Linked DNA regions of Homo sapiens: region 1 is linked to region 2. The links are chromatin contacts, found by Hi-C or POLR2A ChIA-PET in ENCODE. All regions are on one chromosome and are shown on one strand. The core of a region is the stretch at or near the end of the contact, and the rest is flanking DNA. Distances in the headings are between cores, read along the strand shown.

Region 1 (5,419 bases), core at 2,812-5,311, 110 kb after region 2:
GCATTTGAATATTTTTTAAAAGCCAATTTTTTGATGACATACTTTACTTTTTAATTATGTATTACCTGTTACGCTCATGATTATTCATCCTTCACCTGATGTAAACCACCCAATTTTCCAATGCCTTGGGACGTACTGAGATAATTGTAATGAACATGGTGCTTGCTTGCTCTGTATTGCTTCCCTTTCTTTTGAAATGTGCACTCTAAATTTCTTTTATGGGGAAGCACCTTTCCCTGCTCTCAGTTCATTTGGTTTGGGCAGGGCAGACCCTACTCCCTGGCTCTAGGTTGATCCAAGCCAGGCCAGCTGGACACTACACCACCTTGTCTACAGTGATGGACATGAGCTGAGACAGTGAGAGCCAAAGCAAGATCTTTTGCTGAAACCATTGGCAATGGGGGGGCTCTGTCCCCTTGGGGTATTTATGCTGGTGGATGTGAGTTTGGGCTGCCAGGGGCTACCACATGCCAATAGCCCACCTGGAAATGAGGCAAACACAGAGGAAAACAGAACCAAAGTAGGTGTGGGGAGAGTAGGGGAGTCAGATATTACTGTTTGAGCTGTTGAATCCAGCTAAGCCTAAAGCAGCCAACCCCATGCATTTTAGTCTATGAATTAAAACACTGCCATTTTTACTTAAGCTAATGTGAATCTGGTTACAGTTAGTTTCAACCCAAAGAGGCTTGATTAATTAGGACAATTTTATCTGTGAACAATCTGCATGTTTCAAACTTATTCTGAAATAAATTTGGAATGCTTAGGCAGGTTCACTAAATTAAAAGGGCTTCAACAATTTTGTTGTCCATGTGAGAGGAAAATGCTGCAAAAGCATCTTAGACTTGGCTGTGCAACTGCTTTGGTATGAGAAACGCTCTACTAGAGCAAGAAGAGAGAAGCTGAAAAATCCTTAAAAATAATAATGAAGATGAAGATTCACTATTTTTGTTTCGTTTTGGTTCAGGTAATGCTGAATTACATGAAATCTCCTTAAGAATAGTCACTGTATTTTCTTAGCATCTGCAATACCAAACAAAGAGCTAGAAGCACAGTAGGCATTTACTGGACTAAACTTATTAGAAAGAATTGCTGCCTGTCCTTCATGCTTCCTACATATTGATGAATGAAAGCCACTTACGGCGTGGTAGTGTTTCTCAGGAATTTAACACAATCCACAAATGATCAGACTTCTCTGAAGATTGACAAAATTCCCAGAAAACACCAAGAACATAAATCAGTGGGAAGAACATTTTTTTTTAACTGTGACTCACAATCATTTTCTTAAAAAAGGCATTTAAATGTAAAGATCTCAGCTCAATATTATTCACTATAAGTCTGTGTAGCCAACCACCCATTCTTTGTCCCTGGGTGATGTGTAAGAGTACTGCCCTTGTTAGAATTCATAAATGTGGCCAAAACCTGGGCTAGACTCAATATTTCTGAGCCCTTGAAACTCTCTAGAATGAACACCATTAAAAGAATGTGTTCATTTTGAATCACCCATCTCTTAGTTATTTCCTAACCATCTCTTTCTGAAATTAACTGTTGGCCAAAATAGAATACCAATCAAAAGCCACATGGAAGAGAAATATGAAGCCTGAGAAGAAAATATGAACCTCACCCAGGGTGAATAGCTCAAAGAGTTTCTGTACTAAGGCAGCCCAGCCATATGGCCAGTTTGGCCCAGAATCAAAATCAAAGTTGTAAAACCATCGCTATGGCAGGGGAAGATGTTCGGGCTGCTGGAGTCGAAATGACTACACTGTAATGCTGAGACTGGGCCAACCAGATGGTGCTGAGGGAACCAGACAGGAATTCCACAGCAGGAAGATGGACTTCGGCCCCAGTCTAGCTTTCCAGGCTCACCTCTCTGCTACCCTCTGCTCCAGCCACACTCCACTGCTCGTTGGCCTTCTTTCATGTGATGCACTTTTCACATCTCTTTGCCTTTGATTTTGCAGGTCCTTCTCTCTGGAACGACCACCTCCTTTGCTCTCCTCCACCCCCATCAAAGTCATGACCATCCCACCCACCTTACTGTGCTTTTATCCCCAGCCCTCCTGCACACTCTGAACTACCTGGGGTGCCACAAGGCTTCATCTTTCTTTCTTTCTTTTTTTTTTTTTTTTTTTTGCCTCCACGCCTTGACATAACTTTTTTTTTTCTTTTTCGTTCCTATCTTCTACCCTCTTCTTGATCTTCCCAGCCTAGTCTTCTAAATTTAGCTGAAGCATCACCTCCTCCTGGAAGCCTTCCCTGATCTCTCCTTTTAATTTAGGAGACCCTCCCCCATGCTCACACAGCCTCTTGGTGCCTATTTTATCAGCATCTACTCCGTCGTCCAGGAGTCACTGACCCACACGTGTATCTCTTCCATATGCCTGGAATGGCCTTGAGGGTCGAGACTATGCATCAACTGACTTTGCATTCCTTTTGCTTACTGCCAGGCACTCAGTAGGAAGGGTGGGTGGAGAGATAAATGGCTGGAAGGAAGGAAGGATGACTTAATCCTTCAAGGCCCTGCTTTCATGTCACTTCCTCTAGAAAGTTCCATGGCCCATCCAGTCCTCTTGTACTTTACATACAGACATTATTTTTTAAAATTCCCACAATTTGACTTGCATTATGGATAGGCCCTGCTTCTCTCTTTCAATAGAGCGTAAGCTCTCTGAGGTCAGAATTCAATCTCCATCTTTATATCCCTAATGATGCCTTGTTCCTAGTGGGTGCATATTTGTTTCTGTTCCATAAACATTTATGGAAAATTATTTGGTACCATTAGGCCAGAAAACATGTGAAAACCATTCAAACAAATTCTGAGCTGGACAGGAGACTCTTCCTAGCTTTGGATATTTAAAAAGCTGGTCCATCTAACCTGAGCTGGGTGGGCTGGGGATAGGTGAATGCTCATAGTAATAATACTAGCTAACACTTACTGAGCACTTACTGCAGTATATAGGCTGTACTAAGAGACTTATGTGTATCAAATCACTAATTTACAAATGCTCAGTGGTACCTGGGCATGACTCCCATTTGAGCCAGTGACAATTGTCCATCTATACCTCAGGGGAGAGAGTTGGGTCTGGTGAGTTTCAGACTGGTATATGAAAGCTGGAATTGTTCTAAGAATTAGCAGAGAGCTTCATCAATTGCTGTCTGCCTGCACTTGAGTATGTTAAGCCAAAATTACTTTGAACTCTGTTAACCTATGATTTTACAACTTGAATGGAAAAGATTCCTCTCCGAATTTCAAGATTTTTTTTTTAGTAAATAAACAGTTGGTTTTTAGACAGGAAAGAAAGACAATTGAGGTGGTTTTCTCCACTGCAGTGGTCCCCAACTTTTTTGGCATCAGGGACTGGTTTCATGAAAGACAGTTTTTCCACGGACTATGGGTCGGGGGTAGGGGGAATGGTTTGGGGATGAATCAAGCGCATTACATTTACTGTGCACTTTATTTCTATTATTATTATAGAAATTATTATTTCTATTATTATTATATTCATTATAATATATAATGAAATAATTATACAACTCACCAAAATGTAGGTTCAATGGGAGCTCTGAGCTTGTTTTCCTGCAACTAGCGGGTAATGGGAGACAGTGACAGATCATCAGGCATTAGATTCTCACAAGAAGTGCCCAACCTAGATCCCTCGCAAGTGCAGTTCACAATAGGGTTTGTGCTCCTGTGAGAATCTAATGTCACTGCTCTTGTGACAGGAGGCGGAGCCCAGTGGTAATGCGAGTGACGGGGAATGGCTGTAAATACAGATGAAGCTTTGCTTGCTCACCTGCCACTCACCTCCTGCTGTGTGACCTGGTTCCTAACAGGCCATGGACTGGTACCAGTCCCTGAGGGAACCCTGCTGTCTTGGGAGCTCTATACCCCTTGTATCAGGAACCTTCCACCTTGCAAGGATATAGTGCAGATTAAACACAGCAAAGAGCATAAATAGCCTAGCACAACACTTGGATGGGGAGCTGTTGCTAGTTGAACCTTCACAATAACCTCAGCAGGGTAGTCACGGCTTTCCTCATTTTAAAGAGGTTGAAAGTGCTACAAAAGGAGTTAGGCAACTTGCCCATAGTCGTTGCATGAGTAGACTGCTGAGTTTGGATTTCAATCCATGCTTATCTGAGTCTGTATTAACCATTAACTTACAAGGGAGCCTAATCTTACTACTACTAAATTGTTTTATGACCCCAGGAAGGTGATTTCCTCTCTGGGCTGCAGTGTTTATTGTGGGGTAAGACACTAGCAAGTGGAATAACGAGTGTGGGCTGCTCAGAGATTCAGAGTCCTAGGACTCCAAGTGACCCTGATTGATGGTCTGGACCATACTCTTGAGTGAAGGGCTGAGTCCCAAAATGTAGGTATCTAATGCAATTTCAGAGGCCTCTCGAGAAAGGGTATATCTAACCCACCTTGAGATCTCACAGGGTTGTTACTAGAAATAACTAATAAAAAAGCCTAGGACATGTCCAAGTGCCACAGTGACAGATATGACTATACATAAATTAGTCTTGCAGAAAGCTACTTGCCTGGGGTCATCATAAATTTCTGATGGCGCAACACAAGACTGATTGTATTTACTTTTGCTCTCTGTTGGGTTCAGAAGTATGATAGGCCAGTAAAACGATTTAGTTAGCTGGTAAATTATCTGCAAGATTGATTAAAAATAGGAAGCGAGCAATTGGCAAATTGTCAATGCACAGAAAAAAGAATCCTCAATAACGAGATCCAGAGATTAAATTAATTTAACATGGGGCACCATTTGAGGAGGATGTTTCATTGAACTCTTGTGATATTATTTGGACTGAAATGACCGCGTGTGGCTGTGAGTGTGTGTGTGTGCGTGAATGAAGCAGCTTTGTAACATGGTGCTCATTTTGGCTTTCAATTCAAGATTAGGAAAGCAGTAAAAATAATACACAAGGGACAGCAGTCCTTAGCGCTCATCATTCTAAAAGAGATCATTTGGTGGAAATTAGAAAGAAAACATCAGCCTTGTAATAAATTACTCTGAGTATCCCAAGAATGGAAAGCTGGCTTCTATTGTTCCTTCTTCTCATAAATGATGTGCCCAGATTATACCATCACTCTAACATGATTATGTATGCAAATGATGCAGACAGTTATACAATTTACAATTTGGCTGAAATTGTTAAAGAACTGGCAAATGGACTTTGACAAATCGCAATTTGAGGTTTTAAAAATGAACTTTTATCACAGAGCAAGAAAACAACGGATATTCTGCCGTGCTTATGTAAATTCTTTGGGCAACATACAATAGAGATGCGATTGACTACATTTTAAAAACTACCGTCAACTCTTTCCTGTGGTTGGGAAATGGATAACTCAAATATTGCTCTGGTTGAATCAAAGATTGAATTAATAGGGAATTATCATATATAC
Region 2 (5,311 bases), core at 167-2,666:
AAGGCATGGTGGCTCATACCTGTAATCCCAGCACTTTGGGAGGCTGTGGCTAGCGGATCACAAGGTCAGGAGATAAAGACCATCCTGGCTAACACGGTAAAACCCCGTCTCTACTAAAAATACAAAAAATTAACCAGGCATGGTGGCGGGTGCCTGTAGTCCCAGCTACTCGGGAGGCTGAGGCAAAAGAATGGCATGAACCCGGGAGGTGGGGCTTGCAGTGAGTGGAGATCACGCCACTGTACTCCAGCCTGGGCGGCAGAGTGAGACTCCGTCTCGGAAAAAAAAAAAAAGAAAGCGGGGAAAAAAAAAAAAGCAGTAAAGACCACTAATCAGGCAGCCAGCAGTGTCACGCTTTTCCAAAAGGGGCATTGGCAGTAAGCCTGGGAGAGACAACCTTATGGAGATCAACAAAGGAGTTGGCAATGGCTTTCAGTGGCTGCAGGGCTGTGATTCCCACTGTGCCTATTGGCGGAACCCCAGGGAATCCCTCTTTCTTGGATCAGCCAGGGACTTACCTTCCTCGAAGGCCAGCACACACTCCTGTGCTGGCGACACTTCTGCAGAGCTGGCCAGCAGTAGCCTGAGGTTGGCTATGTCAAATGGTCCCTAGCATCTCAGAGACTGAGCCTTGCTCAATCCCATCTTTATCCTGTCAGTTTCCTCTGAGGACCCTGATATTTGATATTATGACCCCAAATAGTTAACCTTAGTTGTGGTGAATTGCATTCATTTATTTTACGATCTTCATGGGATGAAAGAGTTTGTCGAGCTGAGTCTTCATTCAGAAATTCGCAAAATATAGCATTTGACAGTGCCACTTAATTTTCAAAATACTATCCAATGGCCACAAGGATCACTGTAGCTGAAAACCCTGAGAATATCTATAAGGGTATTTCGAGACGCTAGAATGTGATGACATAGGTCTCTTCTACTTTCCCCTCACCTTAGCAAACCAATACATTCAGTATTCAGGATATTCAACAGAACATTCAGCACATATCCTTAACTGCTCTTAGAAATTGGTTCTGCCGATATATTAGCTATTCAGAGAAAGTGCTTTTAAGTTCATTGTTGAACATAGTGATGTAGTGTCTTGCAATCACAGAATCAACGAATGTTTGAGCTCGAAGATTTCTTATAGACAGGCTAGTGTGAATTAAGGACACTAATGCCCAGCTAAAAAGGGAAAGTCACTTAGTAACTTGCCCAAGAACACGCAGCTAGTGCGTAGTTGAACCAGACTTGAAAGCAAACATCATGATCATAAGCCACCTTTCTGCCACTGCGTGTTGATGGTATGAAGATACCATATATATATTTACACATGCACACACAAAAAAGGATAAAGTCTTGCATCACATAGAGCCAGTTGTCTGAAGAAACTGTCAGCCCTACTGAAACAATATCCCATTTAAGTTTAAGACAGCCTGGTGAGGCCCAGAGCCTCACCAGTCCCCCAGAAAACGGAGTATTGTTTCCATCCAAACCTTGCACTGAAAGGAGCCTGTCAGCAGGAAGTGACCTCGTGAGACAACTGTGGGGAGAGCAAAGGGCCGGGGAGAGAAAGGCCTCATTCTCACTGCAAACAGGAAAAGGAAAGAGAAAAAGCAAGCTCTGTCTCCACACAAGGTTTGCTGGGCTGGCTATGAACTGTTCCAGTACGTTCCATCAAATAGACGCCTTCATAGAATCAAGCCGAGCGCGAACGCCGTGTCTGGGGCTCCCACTCCCGGGACACACACGCGGGCTGGCTTACACATGCTCTTGCTCTCTCGCGCTCTGGGAGAGCGCTTATATGGGCTTCATGAGGCTAAGTAATAAACACTTTGTCTTCACCCTGCTATTTATGGGTTGCTTGGGGCATCCTGTGCTCTCCACTGCCCTTACCTGAACAGACGGCTCATGCAGACCCGGAGTTTAATAGGGACAACAGTAAATCTGAGAGGCTGTGTGTGTCCCACGCGCTCCTGTTTTCCCAGCCACCCATGCTAGTTGCAGAGAAAAGCCAACCTGTATCCCTTCGTTTATGCTCTGTGTGCCCTTCCTGGAGGTGAAATCCCTTCTCCTTTTTCTTCGGGCCCTTGTTTTCTTCCATCCTTTCAAACATCTCTCTAACATATCCTTTTGCTATTTGACCCCTCCCAGAGATCCCTTCATTCTTCAGCAATGGATCAAAGAACTCTGAAAACAAGAACAACCCCGACAGCTGCAAACCACGAGCCCTCACCTCCAGCAGAGGTTTTCGGGAAACTCTGGACGACCACGCGCATGCAGAGGTAAGGGAATGATCCGGTCCTACCTGGCGTTGACTTCCAGGTTCACTCAAAGGCCACGTGCCACCCTTTGCACATCGTGTTTGGGTTGCAAAGGGGAAAGATGCATATTGAAAGCCAGAAGTGTGCCCAGGCCAACAGACGTCTGAAAGCCACAGGGGACGACCCTGAAAAAGTCTGGCAGATGCAGAACCACAGCTGATCACTTTGGTCCGTTTGAGGGCCCCTTTCGCTCAGCTCTTTTGGGGGTTCCAGGGCTCTCAGAGCTTCCAGGTCCTGTAAGAAGAGATGGAGTCATAGCTGCGCCCTGTCCACTCTCGGGCTGTCACACAAGCCTGGAGCCCAGCCATTTCTCGGCCTTGTCTTCATCTTGGGCTAACCGGTCGTCTCCTGCAAACAGACAGCACGGAGAAGGATGAGTGAACTCGGCCTCTCCCCACAGAATACAGTTCGCCATTACAGCGCTGATTAAATACAGGACATTATCTCACCATAATGCCCTCCTGGCGGCGTTCCCAGGAAAATTCTAACTAATCATAAAAATAGAAAGAAAAACGCAACCTAAATTCCATTCCTCGTCTTAAATGAGTGATGTGTTCACTTTTATTTATTTTTCTGGAAGCGAGGCGGGAAAAGAAAATGAATTTTAGGGCTTAGAAAAACAAGCTACTAATAGTACTAAGTAGAGCTGGGGCGGTGGTGCAGACAGCTTAGCTCTAGCAGGGATGTAGCCGGCATGGCACGGGTGAGTCCTGGCCCTGCTCCTGGCTGAAAACTTAAGAGTTTAGAACTGGAGCACCTGGCAGGGCAAAGGCAGGATGGGGTGAGGGAAAGTTGTGGGGTTGAGTGTGGACCCCCCCAACCCCCTACAAATGCACACACAAGCTAGGCGCTCAATAGCTTTCTTATAGCCCAGGTAGGCAAATCCTCTTCCAATATACCTTTGAAAATAATGCCTGATCTTTCTCCAGCAGCATTCTTTTTGGAAACACAGGCATAGTTTAGGTATTTTTCTCCCTGGAAGGTTCTTTCCTGGAAGTTCACCCAATTAATTCCTACTCACACATTTTAGAGATCTGAACAGTAAGAAGCCTTCTCTAAGAACCCCTACCCTGACTCCAGTCCAGGGGCTGGTCCTGTAAACCTTCTCTTCATAACAGCCATGTGACTGTAATTAATGCAATAACTGCATAGTTGATTGTTTAACATGGTTGTCTGTCCCCTCCCTTAGATTAAAAATGTGTTTGTCTTATTCCTGACTTTGTAAGTACTAGGTACAAAGTAGCTGCCCAATACATGCCTGTGTTGGATGAGTGCTGACGGGTCACGGTGGGCGCCAAAGTGGATGGTACCTTATGCTACTTCGGTGGGGCTCAGGTGTAGCAGCAACAAACACATGTAGAACCAGATCACGGTGGGTCCACACCAACAAGGACCAAGGACCAAGCTCCTCCCTAACAATTTCTGCTCCTTCCTCCTGTGAAGTGTTTTTTGTCGTTGTTGTTGCTGTTGTTATTTTTTGATGGAGTCTTGCTTTTTTGCCCAGGCTGGAGTGCAGAGGTACGAACTTGACTCACTGCAGCCTCCACCTTCTGGGTTCAAGTGATTCTCCTGCTTCAGCCTCCTGAGTAGCTGGGACTGCAGATGTACACCGTCATGTCCGGCTAATTTTTGTATTTTTATAGAGATAGGGTTTTCCTCATGTTAGCCAGGCTAGTCTCAAACTCCTGACCTCAGGTGATCTGCCCACCTCAGCCTCCTAAAGCGTTGGGATTACAGGCATGAGCCACTGTGCGCAGCTCCTTCTGTGAAGTCTTCATAGATAAACCATGGGAGAGTTAAAAATCCTGAAAACCAGCTTCTGAAATGCTTATCTTTTTTTACTTTTTATTTTAAATAGAGACAAGGGTCTTGCTGTGTTGCCTAGGCTGGTCTCAAACTCCTGAGCTCAAGTGATCCTCCCACTTTGGCCTCCCAAAGTGCTGGGACTACAGGCATGAGCCACTGCGCCTGGCTCTGGGATGCTTCTCTTAATATTATACTGGATGAAAAGAAAATAAAAGACATCCCACACCCATCTTGCCTCTCCCTGTCCCCAGTCTGGCATAAGAATCCCACACTGCCAGCCCCCATCTTAGCTACTGCTGAAGTAATGGGCACTGCTACTAGATGGCAAAGTTCTAGCTGGGCTAATTAAGCAGACTGAGCTAATAACCTTCCATTTTGGGACTGGTGTTATTCATAATTTAATGTATTGCTGCTGAAACATTAACCTTTCGACAACTGGCATGTTGCCCACAGCGGCCCAAGTGCTGACCATCTTTCAGTAAAATGAGTATTATTGTTAAAACAGGTATAAATCATTCATGGCTGCAGCTTTTGTGTCAGACCTTACGTGAAAGTACGCAGTAAGCTGGGTAATTTATTTACTTTTTGGTGATTATTTTTTATGATTTTATCATCATATTCAATGATTCATAAACATTGGCCTGATGCCATTTGGTAATCATTTTACATTTTAAATATTGTGTGGCTGTTCTGCTTTTCATCTTTAAAAACTTCAGGATTGATACCGGGCAACTTAATTCAGACACAAATGCAATTTCATTTGAAAGAAGGCGGTGGGTGGAGGGGGAAAAGAATCCCGGCCCCTTCTTTTTAATAAACCATTTTCAACAGAGCTGTTAGGAGCTTCCACTTGTTACAACATTGCACTTACTGTAGCAAACTTTCTTTGAAGTTTAACACACAGAGGGTGCCTTGAAATCTGAATAAAAGCACAGGAAAACAGTTAACAAGCTTCTGGTTGGAAAGACGATGTGATTGAGCCAAGGGTGGAGAGGGGCCTGGAGATGCTGGCCCCGGGCCAAGAAGGTTGGAAGCCACTAGCCCTCCTCCCAGCACCTGGTTGGGGAATGTGATTACAGTCCCCCAGGGACCTGGAAACTCTTTACTGCCTGCCTGCCTGCCTGCTCCGGCTGCCTGCCCCGAATTGGGCTCCTATAACTGTTCCAGAAAGTAGCTTTTGCTCCTTA

The links. Hi-C counts contacts between places; a loop is a spot of excess contacts on that map. ChIA-PET counts read pairs that join two places held with the same protein, here RNA polymerase II (POLR2A).
Region 1: POLR2A ChIA-PET joins it to region 2 with 10 read pairs in activated CD4-positive, alpha-beta T cell. The contact joins the enhancer-like site here to the promoter of HCCAT5 in region 2. A Hi-C loop is called at or near these places in 1 of 168 maps with a recorded cell type or tissue (gastrocnemius medialis). POLR2A ChIA-PET finds 5 or more read pairs at or near these places in 2 of 52 experiments (activated CD4-positive, alpha-beta T cell and activated naive CD8-positive, alpha-beta T cell).

Annotation. Positions count from the first base shown.
Region 1 is chr16:73,200,795-73,206,213 of GRCh38, forward strand. It overlaps a transcript of ZFHX3 not described here. Among named protein-coding and RNA genes, the nearest start is that of ZFHX3-AS3, 29 kb to the right of the region's middle. Within about 2 kb of position 4,062, at least 4 of the 41 ENCODE cell types and tissues checked have a DNase peak (open chromatin) inside an H3K27ac peak, as active enhancers do.
Region 2 is chr16:73,090,933-73,096,243 of GRCh38, forward strand. It overlaps HCCAT5 (hepatocellular carcinoma associated transcript 5), which reads left to right and starts at 1,417. Exons shown (of 3, transcript NR_027756.1): 1 at 1,417-2,053; 2 at 2,149-2,279; 3 at 2,532-2,842. It also overlaps a transcript of ZFHX3 not described here. RefSeq lists enhancers at 2,021-2,521, 2,522-3,022.